2 separate regions of the Homo sapiens genome follow, and region 2 is linked to region 1. A link is a contact called in ENCODE Hi-C data. All regions are on one chromosome and are shown on one strand. The core of a region is the stretch at or near the end of the contact, and the rest is flanking DNA. Distances in the headings are between cores, read along the strand shown.

Evidence for each region. A loop is a pair of places that touch in the nucleus more often than their neighbours do. Pooled maps may share reads with other maps.
Region 2: a map of IMR-90 shows a loop between it and region 1 (8-fold over the local background). The contact joins two enhancer-like sites. A Hi-C loop is called at or near these places in 1 of 168 maps with a recorded cell type or tissue (IMR-90), 1 of 37 single-sample maps with no recorded cell type and 5 of 50 pooled maps.

What each region holds. Positions count from the first base shown.
Region 1 is chr5:52,947,267-52,950,144 of GRCh38, forward strand. It overlaps ITGA1 (integrin subunit alpha 1), which reads left to right. Exons shown (of 29, transcript NM_181501.2): 28 at 79-195. It overlaps ITGA2-AS1 (ITGA2 antisense RNA 1), which reads right to left. Exons shown (of 4, transcript NR_186583.1): 3 at 1,559-1,641. Among named protein-coding and RNA genes, the nearest start is that of ITGA2, 41 kb to the right of the region's middle. Within about 2 kb of position 1,416, at least 6 of the 41 ENCODE cell types and tissues checked have a DNase peak (open chromatin) inside an H3K27ac peak, as active enhancers do.
Region 2 is chr5:53,244,816-53,247,687 of GRCh38, forward strand. No RefSeq gene overlaps it. Among named protein-coding and RNA genes, the nearest start is that of MOCS2-DT, 140 kb to the left of the region's middle. Within about 2 kb of position 1,381, at least 2 of the 41 ENCODE cell types and tissues checked have a DNase peak (open chromatin) inside an H3K27ac peak, as active enhancers do.

The sequences.
Region 1 (2,878 bases), core at 166-2,665:
GTAGCCTGCAAGAACTCAATGTTCCAGGAGTTCTAATAGGTGTTTATTATGTTAACAATCTTGTTTAATAATTTTCAGCTTGCTATTCAAATATCCAAAGATGGGCTACCGGGCAGAGTGCCATTATGGGTCATCCTGCTGAGTGCTTTTGCCGGATTGTTGCTGTTAATGCTGCTCATTTTAGCACTGTGGAAGGTAAACACCAAAATTCCTTTGACTCTCTACTTCAATCATCAACAGCAAACTGGAGAAATAAGCTCTGATATATTCAGACTATGTAATATAGTATTATTACAGCAATGAAACAAACGTTGAAATGATGACTAAGGGAAAGAAAAAAGAAAAATGCGTATTTCAAACACTGCACACAACTTGACCCAATTTTTGTAAAGGAAAAAAAACTTATTTTAAGTTAGAAATAGTCAAAAATTCACAAAAGTATCTTTCTAGAGTTTAGTATGATAGGGGACTTTCACATGTGTAACAATTAAAATTTTATAATAAGTATGTATTTCTTTTATAAACAGAGAACAATGAAAACTGTCTTTTATAGAGAAAGAAAAAATGAATTCCTATGTCAATTTAAGGATATATAAGCAGTAGATTCAAGGTTAAAATAAGCCTTGTTTTAATCACATCTCCATGTGTCTTAAATATCAAATAATTCTTTAATGTTTAAATATATATGGCACATTTTATGTAATAAATTGTGTGCCTGAGTGGAGGATAAGGGATCAGCTGATGTAGGGGAGATCTTAAAGTTTCACAGACTCCTATTTCAAATTCTGTGGTAAATGTGAGTAACCACCTATTTTGTGTCAAGTAACTCTGGATATTTATGTAATGTTTTGCTTAGGCTGAAATAGACATGATTTTTAAAACTCTTAGCAGCTGTATAATTTTCACATTAAGTAGAATTGAGATGACAGCTTTTGGGATAAGTTGAATAGAGAATAACATCCCATACAGAGTTGAATGTTTTTTCAATTAAATATCAAATAAGCATTTATTCTAGCATAATATCCCCCTAGATTTTACCTATTGTTTTGTTAAATAGTTAAATTATGTTAAAAATATAGGTTGTGGCTACATATTAATTGTTCTATTACCTGAGCAACATAATTATTTAATCAAATAGTTTAAATAGCAAGTTTCTCTCCCACTGAAATACCAACTGTTCCTATCCTTTCTTACTCTCCTATGACTCACTTCCTCTTTTGAGGGGCTTAGTCTCAGAGGAGATGGTGAACAAAGCCAGATGTAGGTCAGTGGCATTTAATTCAGTAAATAGAATCCATGGCTTTTCTCTAGCAAAGTTCCCCAAACAAAATTCTCCACTATAGCCAATGTCCAGCTCTTCCTTCTACTTTATAAGGGATCAGTGTTCTCTCTGTAATACCTAGCTTTGCCACACTGTGGTACCCAAGGCCTGGCTTATTGGTGTCAAGGTTGTACTTGAAATATAGGAAGTGGTTTCTTCATTTCTATGCACCTCTAATAGAGAGTGTTACTGTTGATTTTTTTCAGCATAGTCTTCTGTTCTCAGCACTGCACTTACCTCTATGGTTTTAGAACACCGCTGGCAGGAGAAGAGGAAAACCAGAGCTGATATTTGGATAGGTTCTTTCAGGCCTTGTACCTCTGTTTCAGACAAACAAATAGGAAATTTCAGTCACCTATTTTTCAGTCAGTAGTCTGAAAAAGCATAAATGTAAAACTAAGCTCATTGTTTCATCCAGATAATGATGTGTTGATACATTCTGACAGCTTCTTAGGTTATTATTAATATTATTATTATTGCAGGCCCAAAAGAAGATCATTTGACAAACTTTGGGCTGTCTTACCCGGTAGAAATAGTTCAGCCACTTCATTGGGAGGCCCAGCAATCAGAACTGTGATTCTAAGGTAGAAGGGAAGAAACTAGCTCTTATCGAATGCTTACTATGTGCAGGGAGCTATTTTAAACATTTCTGCTTTAAGCATTCCCACTTAATACTCATATCAACCTTATGAGGTCGTATGAACCTCCTCTTTTAAGTGAAGAACATAAAATTTAAGTATATTTCCCAAAGACACATAGTGAGATTCAGAGTAAGGATCTGAATTCTGTGCCAAAACCACTGACTATTATCACTCTGTGTTCTCTCTTGCTTCCATTCACTCTGGTGTCCTTGCAACAATCTTTTCGACCAAGTATTTTAACTACATTTTACACCTGAGGACATTAAAGCAAAGGGAGGTAAAGTGACTCTCCCATGATTACTAGCTAGTAAATGACTGGATTCAAGGAATGATCTACAGAGCTCTTTCTTTTTCCAATATATCCTACTGCTGCAGGCTATAGGGTAGGGCTCTTTACTCTGGAGCTCCAGGAGTTGGGTTTTGTTCAAGAGAGTCATGAACTCTCTTAAACACATAATACTGTCTTTGGTTTTGGAATGAGGGTCCCTGGTTGGATTCAGACTTTCGGTAGTTCCATTATATCAAGAAGGCTAATCCCACTTCCCCCTACTTTAAAGTTCTGTTGGAAGCTGCCTGAAGCATGAGTTCAGTTGCAGTAGGTTCAGAAGAGCTACTCTTATCCCAGACATCTTTTTTATTCTAACTAGATCTGGATCAGACACCTCAGGACTATCCCTTCTTCCTTCCTTTCCTGAATCCCACCAGTTTGGAGTTCATTGGAACTCCCAAGTCTGAGTCTCTGTGTAAGAGACAGGCCAAAAGTTTCTCTTAGAGCAGAGATTCACTTTCAAAAGACACAGTCTTTATATCTTTGTCTTCATCATACACATGGCAAAAATTAAAGCTTGACAAAGTGTTAGTAGCTGCTTAATACACTTCATGATTGATGGGAGGAATCTTGTAGGGGACGTAGGTT
Region 2 (2,872 bases), core at 131-2,630, 300 kb after region 1:
ATACAAACATACATGCACATATATACAGGAATTGGCCAAACTCTCTTGGATAGTCAGTGCTAGAGCAAGACATTAGTCCTACATTCTTGGTAATTAGTTTTCAAATTAATCATGAGTTTGGGCTGCCCTTAAACAATAAGGAAATGTCATCATAACCCCCATCTAGGAAAAGAATGCTGAGTGAAACTTCTGCTCTCATTTAGGAAAGCCTGATGGTGATTTCTATACATAGAGAGAGTGAATGAAGACACTTGAAGCTGTTAGATTGAAATACTGAAGGGGACAGGTTACAAGAGCAACCTGCTTTTTGGAGTCTTATACCCTAAGAGTTATTAAAAGAATGCAGCACAATGGGAAAAAAATAAATGCTTTCACAGCAAAATGCTTCCTAGTGCGACTGAGCATGTCTCAATTTAGCACATAGGCATTATTGATGAAATTTAAAAGGGCAGTACTATTTCAAAAATCCAACATTTTCTTTTAATTAATATTTTTTTTTACTTTAAGTTCCAGGATACATGTGCAGAACATGTAGGTTTGTTACATAGGTTTACATGTTTGCTACACCTATCAACCCATCATCTAGGTTTTAAGCCCTGCATGCATTAGCTATTTGTCCTGATGCTCTCCCTTGGCTCGCCCCCCAATCCCACGACAGGCCCCAGTGTGTGTTGTTCCCCTCCTTGTGTCCATGTGTTCTCACTGTCTTTTTATAAATTTTAAAAAGACTGTTTTTAAAATATGGAGCCAGAAATGTTTCATGTATAATGGCACATCTATGGTTGTTTAATGAATAAATTGAACAGGTGATAACTTTATGCTTGCCTAACAGTACACAGTTTTCTTTTTATAATCAACATTGATCAGAAGCAACATTAAAACTAAAAACAGGTTTTTTTTTTTCGGGGGAACAGAGTCTTGCTATGTTGCCTAAACTGGGCTTGAACTCCTGGGCTCAAGGGATCTTCCTGCTTTGGCCTCCCAAGAAGCTGGGCCTACAGGTTTACACCATTGTGCCTGACTATAGTTATTTTTATAATCAATAGTTTACTTCCAATATAATATAACAAAATGGTTGGAGCCCAACATCATACAAGTGATCTTATTAGCAATTCTGTGTACAATGTTTGCTTTTAAGATTTTCTCCTAATTACATAAGATAGATAGCACTGCATGCACAGAAAACAGTGTAAGTTATGAGGAAAAAACCCACAGCATAAAAAGAATGTTTTTCATTTAAATTGTTTTGCTTTTTAGACAGCTTGACTTGCTCAAAAGCAATAGGAGATCCTTGACTTCATTTCTATTTCAAAGCACAATCACCACTTAACATCTGTTTTTTTCTGGGCAGTTGAAACTATCTTGCTGACCGCATGACTGCAGATGAATGTTTAAAAAATCATCCAGTAATGTGCAATCTCATTTGAGGCAGGCACTATCCTGTCAATTTGAAGCAATTGTGAATAGTCCTTACTAAATATTTCTAATGCCATTTGATAGGTGTCACTGACTTTTAAGAAAACCACTGAGCCACTTCCTTTCCTGACTGTGTTTGGAATTACCGTACACATCTTTTTCCTGGCCTCTGGCAGAAGCTTGTAATGTAGATAAGTTCATATGGCTGGTTGGAAAGGAAGAAGGTGTGTATTACTAGACCCAGTACAACAAAAGGTGTGCACGGTTTCAACCAAAATTAAGAATAGGAGTGCCTTAGAGAGACGCTCCTGAAATTCTTCTACAGACGATACCCTGCTTTGGGGAATAATTTTTCTCACTATTAATGCTCCTCCTTTCTGTCTCCGTTTCCACCCACACTCCAAAACTGTAGTGAAACCAGTGTTCACTGTAAAAATAGTTATGAGGAAGTCTGAATAGCCAGAAAAGATTTGAATAAAAGGGATGACGATATGCCTGTATCACAAATGAGATCCTAAAAAATGTTTTTTTGTTTCGTTTTTCCAGAAGCTTCCATATGTGACTACTTTTTAAATTCTCTCCCATGGACACATTTATACCTTAAAACTTTGCCTTATCGTTTCCTTGGCTATGGGATGAAAGAGAGTTTCAGAATTCTTTCAACACCTTGCAGAACTGACATGATGTGTGGTATAGTTCAGGTCTGTATGCCTAAATTAAATTTTGTGTGTTTATAGAAGCAATTATGAACTTTCAAGGTTCTGTTCTTATAGAAATACTTAATATAGAAGATGAAAACCTCCTAATCCTTCCTCCAAAAAGAGAACCACTCTCAATATTCACTGCATATCACCATTTCCCAAGCAAAATATTTTTTCTATACATGTACTAGCATATATTATTACATCCTCTTTCTACAAACTTATTATTTGATCACAATTTCTAGCAAAAGTCCAGAAGGACAAGACTGTTTTCACCGTTTTCACATTCTTTTTCTTATGCTTTTTTTCCTTCTTCCTTGATCTAATTCCTTTCTTTAAAGAAGCATGGTCTTTGGTGATGGAGTTCATAGAAATTTCCTGACATTCTCCAAAAATTCTATTCAATATTAAACTATAGCATTCATAACTAACATTTTTTTCGTTCAGGAGAATTTACTAAATATATTCTAAGAAAGTTTGCTATAAAGAAAATTGCTGGCAAGTGAAACAATCTCTCTTCTGATTTCCATTTAAAATTAAATATGCCTAACAATTAAATATGTCTAACAAAGGATTAGAATTTCATAAACCTTTAAAGTTACATTTAAAAGAAAAGGGTTAATTTGTGACTAACGTAATTAACATTAACACTCAATATAACATCATGAAAAAATATATATTGACCAGCTTAGTTCTATTAGGATTTTTAAGAATGAAATGTTTTTGTAGTTCTCTGCCTAACAGTACTTCCAAAA